Regions from separate parts of the Homo sapiens genome. Here regions 1 and 2 are each linked to region 3. The links are chromatin loops, found by intact Hi-C in ENCODE. Cell type or tissue: PC-9. All regions are shown on one strand. Links, peaks and the distances in the headings refer to the core of each region. The heading gives the core; the rest is flanking DNA.

Region 1 (5,730 bases), core at 512-5,511, 52 kb after region 3:
CTCCACCCCCCTGAGGTCAGCCCTCCCAGCTCACTAACCTTTCCCTGGGGGCTCCCTTCCCATGGGTGGTGGTGCCGGGACCCCAGGGTTAAGATCCTGGAGTGTCCCAGCTGGAAGCACCTTAGGAATCCCTGTTCACGCAGCAGATATTCACGGAGCACCTACTCTGGCCCTGTCCTGGGCTCTGGGGACAGACCCAGGCCCTGCTGTCCTGGGAGCTGATGGCAGCAAACAATAAGCCAGTGATAATTGAGACAGATCCAGCTGGTGGCAGTGCTGTGAGGGAACTGAACTGGGGGTGGGGGAGGGCACCCATGGTCTCCTGGGAGAGCCTGACGAGACAGGGGCATGGGGAGTGGAGGCAGGAAGGGACAGAAGAAGTGGATCTGCGCGTGTGCAGATGGGGGTGGGCCGGGAAGCCTTCGGCGGCGGGAGGCAGCTGCGAGTGCAGATGTCCTGGGTGGGAATGAGCTTTAAGGGACAGAAAGCAGGTGTGCGGCTGGCATGCGTGACAGCAGTCAGGGAGGGAGGAGGACCCTGCGGAGCCTCATGGGCTGCAGTGAGGCCTTGAGACACATTCTCAGTGGAGGGGAGCCTGGGAAGGGTTTAAGTTGATGCCCCAAGACGAGAAGAATTTGACCCAGGCTCCAGAGCAGTTAGTGCTCAGTGCCCCAACTCCAAGCCTCAGAGAACAGAAAGAGTGGGTGCTGCCTGAGAAAGGCACACAGCAGGCACTCCATAAGTGCTGCAAAGAGGGGGTTAAGTATAAACCGGCCAGGAAATGATGCTGTTTCTCAACTTAACCATTTCTGAGCTGCCTCTTCCTGGGCTTTATCAGAGTCCCCCACTTTCTTGCAGGGGTCTGTAATCAAGGCTGGGAAGGTCAGCTGTGCGGGTTACCTGGCCAGGGGGCCATCCGGCCCAGGTGACCCTCTCCCAGCTGTGTGCCCTGGAGTGGGGCTGGTCCACTGAAGCACTGTAGGGACCCTTGTGTGGTCTGGAAGGAGGGGTAGGGTCTGCAGACCCTGTACCCAAGGGCGGCTTCATGAGCGTGTAGCCTGTGCTCTGTACTTTGATTGAACGCTCTGCTGTTGTGCTCTAGAAATTTTTGTGGGTGTCATTCTGTCGCCCAGGTTGTAGTGCAGTGGTGCGATCTCGATTCACTGCAGCATTGACCTCCTTGGTTCAAATGATCCTCCCACCCCAGCCTCCCAAAATTTTTTTTTTTTTGAGACAGTTTCTCTCTCTCGCCCGGGCTGGAGTGCAATGGCGCGATCTTGGCTCACTGCAACCTCCGCCTCCCAGGTTCAAGTGATTCTCCTGCCTCAGCCTCCTGAGTAGCTGGGATTACAGGAGCGTGCCACCACGCCCGGCTAATTTTTGTATTTTTTTTTTTCTTTTGAGACAGAGTCTCGCTCTGTTGCCCAGGCTGGAGTGCAGTGGCATATTCTCGGCTCACTGCAACCTCCGCCTCCTGAGTTCAAGCAATTCTCCTGTCTCAGCCTCCTGAGTAGCTGGGATTACAGGTGTGCCTCACCATGCCAGTTAATTTTTTTTTTTTTTTGTATTTTTAGTAGAGACAGGGTTTCACCATATTGGTCAGGCTGGTCTCGAACTCCTGACCTCAGGTGATCCACCTGCCTCGGCCTCCCAGAATGCTGGGATTACAGGTGTGAGCCACTGTGCCTGGCACCAAATAGAAATTCTTAATACAATTTTTTTGTGTGTGTTTTGAGACAGAGTCTTGCTCTGTCACCCAGGTGTGCAGTGGTGCAATTTAGGCTCACTGCAAGCTCCACCTTCCAGGTTCAAGCAATTCTTCTGCCTCAGCCTCCTGAGTAGCTGGGACTACAGGCATGGGCCACCACACTGGCTATTTTTTTTTTTTTTTTTCTTGAGACGGACTTTTGCTCTTGTTGCCCAGGCTGGAGTGCAATGGCACAATCTCAGCTCACCATAACCTCCACTTGCCGGGTTCAAGTGATTCTCCTGCCTCAGCCTCCCGAGTAGCTGGGATCACAGGCATGTGCCACCATGCCCAGCTAATTTTTAGTAGAGACAGGGTTTCACCATGTTGGCCAGGCTGGTCTGGAACTCCTGACTTCAGGTGATCCACCCACCTCGGCCTCCCAAACTGCTGGGATTACAGACGTGAGCCACCGCGCCTGGCCCAAAATTCTTGATAAATTTTGAATAAAGAGCCTTGCATTTTTATTTCGCACTAGACCCCACAAATTTCACAACTGGCCCTGCCTGCAGCTCTCCTCCTGCCAGGCCTGTGGGGGCCTCTGAATGTCCTGCATCCATGGGACATGTCCCCTCAGGCCCTAGAGGGGAGCTCTGCCCAGAGAGTGCCCCCACGGTAGGCCTCTGCCTCTCGTTGGCCCCTTCCTGGATTCCTGGGATCAGCTCTTTGGGAGGAAGGAGGACAGAGGTGATCCATCCCCTTGACACCAGGGCTCGCTGGCCGTCAGCAAGGGTCCCACAGTGTCCAAGTCCTAGTCTAGGAAAGACAGCCCTGATGGCTCTAATATCTCAGACCCCTCCTGTCCCCCATCTGATTGTCAAGGATGCCAGAGGATGCTGGGCCTGGGCTGGTTCGGAGGTCCCTGGGCAGCCCCCACCTGGCCTTGGCCTCTGCCGCCCCCTTGTGTGAGGGCAAGGAAGAAGCTGCCCACACCGACGGGGAAGCGGTGCATCTATTTTTAACTTCCTGTCTCCGTCGAGCTCCCTGGGGTCTGAACCCTTGGAGCCAGGGCTGGAGCCTGATTGGGTTTCAGGCCCCACCTTCTGGCCTTGTTCCCTGGTAACCCGAGCAGGCCGAAGCGCAGCCGCACTGTCAAGGCAAACAACCTGGCAGGAGGGCAGGGCTCTGCATGGAGAGGGTGGGCTGATGCCCCTTCTCTTCCCATCACCACCTTGACCCCTACTCTGGCACCTTGAAACCCCTTTCACTATAGACAGGGATTTTTACTCCACAGTCAGATGGCTCACTTGGGGAAGTAACCTGGTGGGGAAATTTTATACTAAGGTGTGAATGATTGACATAATAAGGCCATTTCCCAAGAGCTGGACCTGGGGGGTGGGAGGATAGAGAGATGAGAGGATAAACAGTGAGGATGAAGGAGGAGAGGGCCAGGCCCCGATACTGTCCTACTCTGCCCCAGTTGACAGGCATGGTTGCCCTTCCCCCTTTCCTGCCCCTCCTCAGCCAGGTCTCCCTCCCCCAGGCAGTCAGGCAGGTACTCCCCGAGCCAGGAGCCACTGGGACATCCTCCTCAGCTTGGGAATTCCTCTGTTGGGATGGCTAAGAAGTGTGGGTGTGAAAACGAAATAGCAGCCATTAAGTTTCAAGGAGAGGAGGCTGGAGAAAGAGGCGGCTCATATCCAGCCCTGCCTGTGAAGCTGTCAAGCACACAGACTCTGGAGCCAGAGGCGAGTGATGCAAGTTCAGTTTCCTGGACGGTACCAGGGGGCCTGACCTCAAAGACTGTGTCAGGAGAAATGAGTCCATACATGTAAAGCACCAAGAGCAGGCCAGGCGGGCGTGGTGGCTCACGCCTGCAATCCCAGCACTTTGGGAGGCCAAGGCAGGCGGATCACTTGAGCTCAGGAATTCAAGACCAGCCTGGGCAACATGGTGAAACCCTGTCTCCACCAAAACTACAAAAAATTAGCCGAGTGTAATTGTGCACTCCTGTGGTCCCAGCTACTCAGGAGGCTGAGGTGGGAGGATCACTTGAGCCCAGGAGGCGGAGGCTACAGTGAGCTGAGATCACGCTACTGCATTCCAGCCTGGGAGACAGAGCAAGACCTTGTCTCAATTAAAAAAAAAAAAAACAAAAGCACTGAGAGCAGAATTTGAGCTTGGCAAGTGCCGAGTGCATGCCTGTCATCATCACCCAGTGGCCAGCACCGCCAGGCACCTGGGTAAATGGTTGGCTCACGTCCTTGTTGCATGGAGTCTTCACCTGAAGCCTGTGCAGTCAGTCCTATAATTGTCCCGCCTGGAGGCTGGGGGCAGGTGCAGGACTTGAGCCCGGCCCTGTCTGCCTCCAGAGCCTGCACTTGCAACAGCCGAGTACCAAGGCCTCTGCCAACCACACCAGGCAGAAGGACTGCTGTAGCAACCTCACGTGAGGGCTGGGGCCGGCAGGTTGCACGTGCCCGTCTGGAAGCTTGTCTGGCATGCCAGGGGCTGTTTAATATTTACTGAGTCCTCCCAGACCTGGTGAAACATCCGGCCCCAGAGGCTCTTCCTGCCCCGGCTTCTGTGACACCTGGGCCAGACATGCTGCCTGATTTGGCCATCTGGAGGCTGCATGTGCATCACCTTCCCCGGGTGGGCGGGCTCTCAGAGTGGCCACTGAGCCTGTCCTGTTAAACCTCACACAAGGAGCACTAGGCTCAGAGCTTTCCCGGGAGCAGGTGCATCCAGGTGTGGCTGCAGCAGCGAGGGTATAAGGTCCCCAGGTGGATGGAAGCGGGGCTGGGCCAACGGTGCACACCTGTTGGGGGCTGGAGGCAGGAGCTGGGAGTGAGCGAGCTCCTGCCCCACTGCCTGCTGCCCACCTGCCGGGGTCCCTAACCTCTCAGAAACCTGCCTTTTCCCGAGTCTGCAGCCCTGACCGTCTCTGCCAGCCTCAAGATGGCAAACTTGCGGAGGGCCCGGTTCAAGAGGTGGGTGATGGGGCCTCAGGGAGGGCAAGGGGAAGAGGGAGCACAGCCCCTGTGGGCTTTGGAAAGCATCACTTAACATTAAATATATACAAATGGCTGGGTGCAGTGGCTCATGCCTGCAATCCCAGTACTTTGGGAGGCCAAGGCGGGCAGATCACCTGAGGTCAGGAGTTCAAGACCAGCCTGGCCAACAAGGTGAAGCCCTGTCTCTACTAAAAAAAACAAAAATTACTGGACGTGGTAGCAGATGCCTGTAATCCCAGCTACTGGGTAGGCTGAGGCAGGAGAATCGCTTGAACCTGGGAGGCGGAGGTTGCAGTGAGCAGAGATCGTGCCACTGCACTCCAGCCTGTCGACAGAGCGAAATTTCATCTCAAAATAATAATAAGAATAATACCTGTCTCCTAGGGTGGTTGTGAAAGTCGAGATATTTCTATAAAGCCCTTAGCGAGCTCCTGGCGGCAGCAGGTGCCCCCAGTTACTTAGGCTCACGTGTTCTCACCAGGCTCCTGAGGCCCTTGGGCTTGTGGTGTCAGCTGTTCAGCAGCCCACTAGCCCTGGCCTGAGCTTAGTTTCTCTGCTCTACAGAGACATTACTTGTCATTGTAAAGGTGTTGGAAGCTGGACTTTCTCTGGGAGCTGCCCTTCTCCTCCTCTCACACATCCTGGGTCCCCAAAACTAGAGAGGCCCCAGGTCCAGGCCCCTCTGCAGACTCCCACTTCTGCCTGGGTCAAACCTTGCTCCTTGCATCCACTCCCAGAGCATACCAGGTCCCATTCTCCACCTTTGCTCCCTCTGTCTCCAGCTGGGAACACCCAGGGGTGCACTCGCTATCCCGCTCTGCCTGCAGGGGCCAGGTTCTCTGTTCTCTAATCCCCTTGGGATACTGTATTTTCCCCCGTTCAGCTGAGCTTAATATTTACCAAACTCCTAATATTTTCTTTTTTTTCTTTTTTTTTTTTTTTTTTTAAGGCAGAGTTTTGCTCTTGCTGCCCAGGCTGGAGTGAAGTGGCATGATCTCGGCTCACTGCAACCTCTGCCTCCCGGTT
Region 2 (5,730 bases), core at 291-5,290, 84 kb before region 3:
ATCCTTTTTTTTGAGACTGAGTCTCGCTCTGTCACCCAGGCTGGAGTGCAATGGCGCGATCTCGGCTCACTGCAACCTCCGCCTCCCAGGTTCTAGCGATTCTCCTGCCTCAGCCTCTTGAGTAGCTAGGATTACAGGCATGCACCACCACACCCGGTTAATTTTATCTATCCTTAACCATTATTTGTCTTCACAAAGCAAATAAGGAAAGAAAAAGAAAATACCCACACCATAAGCATTATCAGCTTTGTCATCTCTCCTCCACTGCAAAACAGCCACACAAACTCTCCTGAAGAGGACAAACTCTAACCAGGTTTGAAATACGAGACCACTGTGGCACTACGACTGAGGAATGTCAAGGTGGCGTTGCCTCCTCTGTCAGGTTTGTCATCCTTCAAAATCATGAACATTTTGCTCTACAGAACCTGCTGGTCTAAAAACCACATGGGCAGGCACCGTGGCTTAAGCCTGTAATCCTAGCCTTTTGGGAAGCTTGAGCGCAGGAGTTCAAGACCAGCATAGGCAACATGGTGAGACCTGGTCTCTACAAAAAATTTAAAAATTAACCAGGCGGCCGGGCACGGTGACTCATACCTGTAATCCCAGCACTTTGGGAGGCCAAGGCTGGTGGATCACCTGAGGTCAGGAGTTCAAAACCAGCCTGACCAACAAGACGAAACCCCGTCTCTACTAAAAATACAAAAATTAGTCAGGCGTGGTGGCATGCGCCTGTAATCCCAGTTACTCGGGAGGCTGAGACAGAGAATTGCTTGAACCTAAGAGGCGGAGGTTGCAGTGATCTGAGATAGTGCCACTGCATTCCAGCCTGGGCAACAGAGTAAGACTCCATCTCCAAAAAAAAAAAAAAAAATTAGCCAGGCAGGGTGGCACATGCCTGTGGCACACGGCTACTCAGTAGGCTGAGGAGGAAAGATCGCTTGAGCGCAGGAGGTCGAGGCTGCAATGAGCCGTGTTATTTGTGCTGCACCCAGCCTGGGTGACAAAGCAAGACTATTTCAAAAAATAAAAATAGGCCAGGCACAGTGGCTCACGCCTCTAATTCCAGCACTTTGGGAGGCTGAGGTGAGTGGATTGCTTGAGCACAGGAGTTTGAGACCAGCCTGGCCAACATGGTGAAACCCCATCTCTACTAAAAATACAAAAATTAGCCGGGTGTGGTGGCAGGTGCCTGTAATCCCAGCTACTTGGGAGACTGAGGCGCGAGAATCACTTGAGCCCAGGAGGTGGACGCTGCAATGAGCCAAGGTCACGCCAGTGCACTCCAGCCTGGGCGACAGAGTGAGACTATCTAAAAAAATAAAATTAAATAAAAATAAAAATAAACTGCGTGGTTTATGGATTCTTGGTGACGCCCAGGCAAAGGGGGCTTGTATCCTCCTGGTATCCACACAGTGAGTGGTGAAGGACAGCTGGGATAGCTGAGGCCTGGTCAAGGGCTGATGTCGCCCATTCAGCCTCTCCCGTTTGGCCAGCTTCCCGGCCATTCTGCCTGCTCTCCTGGCGCGTCTCCCTTTACCGTTTATTTTCTCCCTCTCTGCTGGCCCTGTCTGCTCGGCTGTTGGAAACACATGCCAGCCCTACTGGGCATGGGCCCTGTGAACATGAGCCAAGGCACCCTGGGGGTGGAGGAAGGACACTGAGGCCAGCTCACCAGAAGAACCCTGATGTGTTGCAATTGAATTGCAGAGGTTTATAAACCTCTTGCCTTCAAAAGGGGACTGAAAAATTATTACAGTTTGTCATTTTCTAGTGGGATTTGTTTGTAATCACTGTTCCCATATTGTCTGGCGTTGTGTATATGCGTGTGCTCTAGAAGTTTAATTTCACATCTAGGCAGATCAGGTGTGTGTGTGTGTGTGTGTGTGTGTGTGTAAATGCATATGCCCAGTTTAAAATCAACTAGTAGAAAGTCATGTGGAGGCCAGGCACAGTGACTCACGCCTGTAATCCCAGCACTTTTGGGAGGCTGAGCCAGGCAGATTGCTTGAGCCCAGGAGTTTGAGACCAGACTGGGCAACATAGTGAAACCTCACCTTTACAAAAAATACAAAAATTAGCCAGGCGTGGTGACACATACCTGTAGTCCCAGCTACTCAGGAGGCTAAGGTGTGAGGTCACTTGGACTCAGGAGTTTGAGGCTGCAGTGAGCCATAATCACACCACTGCACTCCAGCCTGGGCGACAGAGCAGGACCTTATCTCAAAAAAAAAAAAAAAAAAATTGGGGTGAGGGGAAGAAAAGAAAAAAAGAAAATTAGCCGGGTGTGATGGCTCATGCCTGTAGTCCCAGCTACTTGGGAAGCTGAGGTGGGAGGATTGCCAGAATCCTTGAGTTCGAGGTTGCAGTGAGCCATGATCGCACCACCGCCCACGAGCCTGTGTGGGAGACGGCAAGCCCTTGTCCCTTTAAAAAAAAAAAAGTGTGTGGGTGTGTATTTTTAAAGTCAAGGAGCTTTTTCCACATTTTCTTGTTTCACCAGGTAAGGATTCAAACAATTGAAATCAGCATTCTTTGTAAATTACCCTATGTGGATTGTTGCTCCTGAGAATGACTGATTTGAGATTCTTGGTGATTCTAGGGTTCGTCACTGGTCCACCTGAGAAGTGACACCGTTCAGCGTTGCTGTACTCAGGCAGTCATCATCAGTGGCATTACTGGAAGGCCTATGTTCTAAGTCTCTCCTTGAATTCCTCCTTACCCGTGCATGTACTTACCAAGTTAATGATTTAGTTTCTGAGTCACTAAGCATACACATTTTTGCCTGAGTCATTTTGGGTTCATACCTGAGACAGCAGCTGAAGCCCTCTGGGAATGCAGGAGAAAACCTGATATGCAACTTACCTACCATTTATTGAAGGGTATCACATGCTGGCAGAGAAGCAGCCTGGGAACAAAACTCTTATGTTCTATAAGAACAGTGCTGGGTTTGAATGTAACCTGCTTCAGGTCTTAGAAACAATGGTATGAATGCTGTTTCCTTGTAGTTGCAAGCATTGCTAAGAGACTGAGTGAAAGAGGAATGCTGTGCTGATACAATCTGGGGGGTGGAACCATTAGTCAAATTCTAGCCTTTCTTGTCCTTTCTTCTGGTAGATAACCTAGCGCAAAAACTCCGCCTGGAGTTTTCAGACGCTCACTTTCTGCACACATAGAAGGATTTGTGTGAGGAGTTACTGGCTTTGATCAAAATTGCAATTCTGATGAATCAGATTTTACCAATTTAGGAAGGGGGATTCTCGGCCAGGAGCGGTGGCTCATGCCTGTAATCCCAGCACTTTGGGAGGCCGAGGTGGACGGATCACGAGATCAAGAGATTGAGACCATCCTGGCCAACATGGTGAAAGCCCGTCTCTACTAAAAATACAAAAATTAGCTGGGCGTGGTGGCACGTGCCTGTAGTCCCAGCTACTCGGGAGGCTGAGGCAGGAGAAGTGCTTGAACCCAGGAGGCAGAGGTTGCAGTGAGCCCAAGATCTTGCCACTGCACTCCAGCCAGGGCAGAAGAACGAGACTCCGTCTCAAAAAAAAAAAAAAAAAAAAAAAAGGACATTTCTTATGAAAATCTGGATAAGCAGGGCCGGGCGTGGTGGCTCACGCCTGTAATCCCAGCACTTTGGTAGGCTGAGGCAGGTGGATCACCTCAGGTCAGGAGTTCAAGACCAGCCTGGCCAACATGGTGAAATTCCATCTCTACTAAAAATACAAAAAATTAGCCGGGCATGGTTGCAGATGCCTGTAATCCCAGCTACTTGGGAGGCTGAGGCAGGAGAATCGCTTGAAGCTGGGAGGCAGAGGTTGCGGTGAGCCAAGATTGTGCCATTGCACTCCAGCCTGGGCAACAAGAGCAAAACTCAGTCTCAAAAAAAAAAAAAAAAAAGTTATAAGAGCTGACAACACTGGGCCCACACATACCCAAATGACAACCATCGAATGTGGTGGCCCCTGCCTTGCTGGGGGCGGGCATCTCCTGTTTACCAGCCCCACCTGCCCTGCCCCACTCTGGCCCTTTGGGCATTTGAATTTGCAACCTCCTCTCTGAGACCCATGGTCCTATCATTTCTATACTTTGAAAGTAATAGGATTTGAAACTGCCATTTCAGATTGAAGTTTATATTGCATTTATATATTCTTTATATATTCAATTTATGTCAGATTTATTTCATATATATATATTTTTTTCTTTTCTTTTCTTTTCTGTTTTTTAGAGACAAATCTTGCTCTGGCCCAGGCTGGATTGCAGTGGCATGATCATAGCTCACTGCAGCCTCAAACTCCAAGGCTCAAGCAATCCTCCTGTCTCAGTCAGCCTCCTGAGTAGCTGGGACTACAGGTGTGCACCACCATGCCTGGCTAATTTAAGAAATTTTTTGTAGAGATGAGGTCTTGCTATGTTGCTCAAACTCCTGGGCTCAAGTGATCTGCCCATCTCAGCAGATGTATTTAAAATAGAATCAAAATAAGCAATAACACTTGAAAACAGAAGTCCTAGTATAGTCGCTGTCAGGAGTTTTAAGTTTTTCCTTTAAAGGTAGAACACTGCCACTGGTCTCTGTATTTAATTTCCACCATTTTCCTTTGATAGAGCACTGCTCTCTGTCCCCAATTTACTTTGTGCAGGACATTTTATAAAAAATGTGTTCCCAAATACTCTAAATCTACAAGGCAGCAGGAGCATTGCTTGAGGCCAGGAGTTCGAGACTAGCCCAGGCAACATAGTGAGACCCTGTCTCTCCGAAAAATATTAGCTGAGTGTGGCGGCACGCATCCATAGTCCCAGATACTCAGGAGGCTGAGGTGGGAGGATTGCTTGAGCCCAGGAGTTTGAGGCTGCAGTGAGTTATGATTGCACCACTATACTTCAGCCTGGTAACAGAGCGAAGAAAAAAGAAAAAAAGCTGCAAGTGATACCCACTGTGTTCCCTCCCCTGTAGTTCTTCCTCTTTCTTGTGGTAACAGAACCCTGATCCCTGATTTTTTTTTTTTTTTTTTTTTGAGATGGAGTTTTGCTCTTGTTGCCCAGGCTGTAGGGCAGTGCTGCAATCTCGGCTCACTGCAAACTCTGCCTCCCGGGTTCAAACGATTCTCCTCCCTCAGCATCCCAAGTAGTTCGGATTACAGGCGTCCGCCACCATGCCTGACTAATTTTTGTATTTTTAGTAGAGACAGGATTTCACCATATTGGCCAGGCTGGTCTCAAACCCCTGACCTCAGGTGATCCACCTGCCTCAGCCTCCCAAAGTGCCGGGATTATAAGCGTGAGCCACTGCACCTGGCTGATCCCTGATTTTTCTTTAGGGGACCATCCCTCCCTCAATAGGTCCAGAATTGGGCCCATGACCCAGACTAGGACAATTAGGAGTTATAGGGATTGGGTTAGGGATGGGCACATGACTGAGACAGGGTCAGTGAGGGTGGTCTCTGGGCTTTGGCTGTCACCATGGGGGAAGACAGGCTCCCTGCCAGGTGGTTGGTAATGTGACGGAATGTTGCCAGGGTTGCTGGAGGCCATCTTTGCCACCATAAGGAGGGACTTGGCCTAAGGGAAAAAAGGTAACAGGGGAAAACAAAAGCAAGAAATGGAGAGGGATTCCAGTTTGTGCTGTAAAATAATACAGTAGCCACTGTCTACATGTGGCTATTAACATTTAAATTAATTAAAATGACATGTAATTTGAAATCCAGTTTCTCAGTTGCACTAGCCACACCTCAA
Region 3 (5,730 bases), core at 485-5,484:
GGCTTTGTCGCCCAGGCTGGAGTGCAGTGGTGCAATCTTGGCTCACTGCAGCCTCCACCTCCTGGGCTCAAGCAGATCCTCCCATCTCAGCCTCCCAAGTAGCTGGGACTACAGGCATGCACCACCACGCCCAGCCAGTTTTTATTTTTTGCAGAGACTGGGGTCTCACTTTGTTGATCAGGCTGGTCTCAAACTCCTGAGCTGAAATAGATTCACCCGCCTTAGCCCCCCAAAGTCCTGGGATTAAGGTGTGAGCCACTGTGCCAGCTATTGTTTCTTGTTAGGTCATATGCCCCTTCTTGAAATTTCCCCGGAATATGTTCTTTGGCTTACGCCTGTCAGAGCTCATCTCTGGAGTTGAGGGGGTATCAATGCCACTCACACTTGTACCTGCAAATCAGGGTGCCCTCCCACCCCCCGACCCAACAAAAGCCAAAGGCTGTTCGTAGGAGCAGGAGATAGGTGCTGGGCATCAGGAAAGCAAGTGTCCACTCTGGTCTGGCTGGGCTGGTTTGGGCCACTGACCTTCATGACCATTGTATTGCGTAAGAGGCTGCTCTGGTTGAGCTGTAACCAGCACAGGCAGCCTTTGGCCAGGTCGGCGTGAGATTACCAGCCTCGCACAGGCGGCTGCACACGACACGTCTGCAATACCTATTCTGAAGGGTAATTCTCTGGGATAAAGCATGTTTATGTTTTTTAGGGAGGTGGGGAAGAAAATTCCATTTCTGTTGCCAATTAGTTCTGCTTGAGAACAGCTTTTCTCAACACCAACATATTGGCTGCCCAGACTTGAGTTCTGTTGATTAACTCAAAGTGGGGAAAAAAGTGATTTTTCTTTCCTTCCTCCACCCCCAACCGTGAAACCCGGCTGTTAGTGATGAAAGGGGTCCTGTGGATCATTTAGTTTTCCTTGTCATGACTCCAGGAAAGGCTATAAAAATAATCAGTGGGCCCCGCTGGCCGTAATTGACTGTAGAGAGAAGTTGGCTACCACAGCGCCTGAGTTATGAGAATCTGTTTCAGATGCAGGCTTCAGTTGAGCCTCGTCTAATGACACCTGCTCCCCAAGGCCAGCGGAGGGTGGGGGTGCTGACGCTTGTCTGCATGCTTCTCTTCCTTCCCGGGTTCCAGGGAGCTCCTGGCAGAGGGACCCAGGACAAAACAGAGATGCTGGGAGGAGAGGACCAAGCATGGATCTGGCCCTGCTGCTTGCACCAAATTCCAGGTCTACTGTTTGTTTGTCTGTTTGTTTTGAGACAGGATCTTACTCTGGTTGCCAGGCTGGAGCGCAGTGGTGTGATCTTGGCTCACTGCAGCCTCAACCTCCTGAGCTCGGGTGATCCTCCCACTTCAGCCTCCTGGGTAGCTGGGACTACAGGTGTATGCCGCCATGCCTGGCTAATTTTTGCAGTTTTTTAGTAGAGACGGTTTTTTTTTTTTTGAGACAGAGTCTCACTCTATTGCCCAGGCCCGAGTGCAGTGGCGCGATCTCGGCTCACTGCAACCTCTGCCTCCCAGGTTCAAGTGATTCTCCTGCCTCAGCCTCCCGAGTAGCTAGGACTACAGGTGAGCGCCACCACGCCCGGCTAATTTTTTTTTTTTTTTTTTGTATTTTTAGTAGAGACAGGGTTTCACCATGTTTGCCAGAATGGTCTCGATCTCCTGACCTTGTGATCTGCCCACCTCAGCCTCCCAAAGTGCTGGGATTACAGGCGTGAGCCACTGCACCAGTGGAGATGGGATCTTGCCATGTTGCCCAGGCTGGTCTCGAACTCCTGAACTCAAGCGATCCTCCCACCTCAGCCTCCCAAATTGCTGGGATTACAGGTGTGAGCCACCGTGCCCGGCCCAGTCCACTGTTTGTTGGCCATGAACCTGGGGCAAGAAACTTCACTTCTTGGTGCCTCTTTTTTAAATTTTATTCTTTTTTTTAACCATAAACTCAACCAAGTGGCACCCTCATTTTATATATTTTTAAATATTATATATATATTTTTTGAGGTATATATATTTTAAAATATTATATGTGTATCTCTCTCTCTCTGTGTGTGTGTGTGTGTATATATATATATATTTTTTTTTTTTTTTTTTTTTTTTTTTTTTTTGAGACAGGATCTTGCTTTGTCACCCAGGCTGGAGTGTAGTGGTGCAATCCTGGCTCACTGCAGCCTCGAATTCCTGGGCTCAAGCAATCCTCCCACCTTGGCTTCCTGAATAGCTAGTACTACAGGTGTGGATCACCAGGCTTGGCTAATTTTTTGAATTTTTTGTAGAGATGAAGTCTCACTTTGTTGCCCAGGCTGGTCTTGAACTCCTGAACTCAAGTGATCCTCCCACCTGGGCCTCCCAAAGTGCTGGGATTACAGGCATTTTAAACAGATAATAATGGTTCCTCCTCCTGGGGTGATGTAAGGATTGAATGAGTTAATAACATGCAAAGCACTTGCAAGGAGCCTCCACCATGTGCAAAGTCCTGTGTCAACGCCAGCTTTTGTTATTTATTCAAGACTCCCCCACTCTTCCTCCCTTGACACTTGAGTCGTATGTGGTTGTGCCAAAATATCTTAGTCCAGTCCCCTGATGATGGACGTGAGATCAGTTCCGATCTTTTGTGATCACGAATAGCACTGCATTGAATAACCTGTAGCTTGTGAGCCAACCCCTCCACCCACCCCTTAAGGTATGTGAACCCCATGATAACCTTGGCCTTGGACTTTCCTTCCCGGAGCCTGCAGAACGAGGAGAGATATGTGGGCATGTGGCCAACTCTGGCCTGGCATGCAAACAGGCCTGTGGGGTGGGGTGGGAGGTGGGGGTAGGCCCTCCCTGAGCCAGGTGGGACAGATTCCTGCTGTGTCCATCTGGTGAGTGAGGAGCCACAGGGTGAGTTTCAGAGGGTTGGGCCAAGGCCACCCAGCCCCCAGGTTCCTGGTGAATGCCCTTATGTGGACTGGAGAGAGGAAACCTGTACTGTGCCTTGTGGGCTCTGCCCATTTTTTGTGATCTTCCTCTAGGAAGCCCGCTGGGATCTCTGCTCCAACACACTTTGCTATATCAGCCACCGGTTTAGCACCCATGGTGGCTGGTTCTCTTCTTGGGGGGCAAAACCCATGATGATTGAGAAAATGAGATGGGGAGTCAGGAGGCTGATTTTGGTCCTGACTTCCCAGCACCTCCACCCTTGTAACTCCTGTGGCTCCGTGTCCTCATCTGAAAGCAGACTAAGAAGACGAATAATAAGGCCAGGCGCGGTGGCTCATGCCTATAATCCCAGCACTTTGGGAGGTCGGGACAGGTGCATCAGTTGAGGTTAGGAGTTCAAGACAAGCCTGGCCAACATGGTGAAACCCCGTCTCTACTAAAAATACAAAAATTAGCTGGGCGTGGTGGCACGTGCCTGTAATTCCAGGTACTTGAGAGGCTGAGGCAGGAGAATCACTTGAACCAGGGAGGCAGAGGTTGCAGTGAGCTGAGATCGCCCCACTGCACTCCAGCCTGGGTGACAGAGTGAGATCTTGTCTCAAAAAAAAAAAAAAAAGGCCAGGCGCGGTGGCTCACGCCTGTAATCCCAGCACTTTGGGAGGCCGAGGCAGGTGGATCACCTGAGGTCAGGCGTTTGAGACCAGCCTAACCAACATGGTGAAAACCCATTTTTACTAAAAATACAAAAATTAGCCAGGTGTGGTGGTGTGTGTCTGTCATCCCAGCTACTCAGGAGGCTGAGGCAGAAGAATCGCTCGAACCCGGGAGGTGGAGGTTGCATTGAGCCGAGATTGCGCCACTGCACCCAGGCCTGGGCAACAAGAGCAGAACTCGGTCTAAAAAAAAAAAAAAAAAAAAAAGTAAAACAAGAAAATAATAATAATAATGGTAACAAATTCACAGGAAGGTCTTGTGAAGTCTCAGAGACGTAATGCAAATGGGTTTGGACCCTGTGTCTGGCACAAGAAATATAAGCTGGTGTGAGAAAATGACCTATCTATGGGAATGTCTGGGCCACAGGCACTTGCAGCCACCTATGAAGGGAGTTAGTCCGAATTCCCAGGGCCTTGGCAAATCATCCACCCTCAGAACTGAGTTTTCTCTAGCAAATGAGGGTGCTAATGATATGTATCCCAAGGGTTTGATGTGAGAATTAAATGAGACCAGGCACATATTGCTTTGCATTTACACTGTGGTATTGTTGATATTATTAGTTATCTGTGTTGATAGTTGTGAGCATCCTTCCAGACATTGGCACAATGCGGTGCACGCAGCTGGTGCTTGGTGACTGCAAATGGATTGACGGACAGGGCCCAGTATCTGGGCTGGGTGTGGGTGGCTCACACCTGTAATCCTAGCACTTTGGGAGAATGAGGCAGGAGGATTGCTTGAGCCCAGGAGTTTGAAACCAGCCTGGGTATAAGCAAGACCTCTACTAAAAAAAAAAAAAAAAAAAAAGTAGAATCTGGAGGATGCACTGATAGAGAAACCCATTTCTGATGTTGTGGAGCCCTTAGGGAGAATAAAGGGGAAAAGCCTGATGTGACCTCACCTGTGGGTTTTTTTATTTTGTTTTGAGACTGAGTATTGCTCTGTGGCCCCAGCTGGAGTACAGTGGCATGATCACGGCTCACTGCAGCCTTGACCTCCTGGGCTCAAGTGATCCTCCTACCTCAGCCTCCAGAGTAGCTGGGACCACAGGCATGCACCACCATGTCTGGCTAATTTTTGTATTTTTAGTAGAGACGGGGTCTCTCTATGTTGCCCAGGATGGTCTTGAACTCTTGGGCTCCAGCGAACCTCCTGCCTTAGCATCCCAAAATTCTGGGATTACAGGCATGAGCCCCCACACCCAGCCCTCACCTGTGGTTTTATAGTCAGCTACAGCTTAATTCTGGGAGATGATGGGCCTCATCCCACACACCATGGCAAGTACGTGACACAGCAGGAGGCAGACCAACTTCCCCTGACTCTCAGGGCAGCAACCTTCACCCTGACCTTCAGCCCCATGCAGGAAGCAGCCCGTCGGGGTGAGACACAGTATCCATCTGTGGCCAGAGCCCTTGCACATTTTTGACATTTTTGTGTCTTGGGACAAAAGGCGAAGGAACTCAGATGAACTGGTTCTTGTTTCCTGGTGGAAAAACACTCCTGCCCTTATGGAATCTTCGCTGTTGTGTGGTTTTGCCTGTATTTGTGTCTCTCCCTCACTACCCTACAGTTCAGCAGTAGCTATTCTAGAAAACCCACATAAGGTAGACCCAGGAATGATTTCTGGGATTGTCTGAGGATATTTAAGGGGCCAGAGGGCTCCCTGCACCATCGATGCTGGCCCTGGATCTCCTGCCCCGTCTGCCGTTCGACTTGCCCTGAATGCGTGAACAAATGAATGAGCAGACATTTGCTGGACAGCTGCTGCCCTCCAGGCACTGGTGTGCTGGTGTTCCACAGCCCGGGGGCCGAGAGCCACTCAAAGCATTCATATTGGGAAGTTGGCAGGGATGGTCTGGTCAACAGCATGGGCGTTGGCATTGGAGTCAGATGAACCTGGCTTTGTCAGACCCTAAATAGGGTGGCCTTGGACAGACCTGCCTGAACCTGTTTCCTCAACTGCAAAATGTGAATAAAGATAGCACAGTGTGGTCGGTGAGGACTGAGCAAGGAAGTGGCTCTAGCACTTGGCATACACAGTTGGTCCTTAAAAGTGGGCTTTAGACCAGATAGACCAAATTCAAATCTAGATCC

What was found. Hi-C counts contacts between places; a loop is a spot of excess contacts. Peaks named below come from ENCODE experiments on the same cell type or tissue, not always from the same donor. Only the 100,000 strongest peaks of a DNase experiment are listed, where the experiment ranks them.
Region 1: it touches region 3 in a loop (8-fold over the local background); 2 of 110 quality-filtered maps call a loop at or near these places.
Region 2: a loop joins it to region 3, with 7 times the contacts of the local background. A loop is called at or near these places in 4 of 110 quality-filtered maps.

The regions. Positions count from the first base shown.
Region 1 is chr20:50,623,181-50,628,910 of GRCh38, reverse strand. All of the region lies in intron 2 of RIPOR3 (RIPOR family member 3), which reads left to right. Among named protein-coding and RNA genes, the nearest start is that of MIR1302-5, 11 kb to the right of the region's middle. RefSeq lists enhancers at 1-70, 2,946-3,907. In PC-9, for the core only: CTCF peaks have their summits at 2,440 and 2,645 (motif pointing left); a DNase peak (open chromatin) is centred at 4,210; H3K27ac peaks cover 1,046 bases.
Region 2 is chr20:50,758,915-50,764,644 of GRCh38, reverse strand. No RefSeq gene overlaps it. Among named protein-coding and RNA genes, the nearest start is that of PARD6B, 30 kb to the right of the region's middle. In PC-9, for the core only: no CTCF peak of the experiment used is centred there; DNase peaks (open chromatin) are centred at 324, 1,664, 2,014 and 2,884; H3K4me3 peaks cover 1,508 bases; H3K27ac peaks cover 5,000 bases.
Region 3 is chr20:50,675,483-50,681,212 of GRCh38, reverse strand. All of the region lies in intron 1 of RIPOR3 (RIPOR family member 3), which reads left to right. Among named protein-coding and RNA genes, the nearest start is that of RIPOR3, 13 kb to the left of the region's middle. In PC-9, for the core only: no CTCF peak of the experiment used is centred there; DNase peaks (open chromatin) are centred at 572, 1,262, 2,702, 5,052 and 1 weaker place; H3K4me3 peaks cover 1,013 bases; H3K27ac peaks cover 4,888 bases.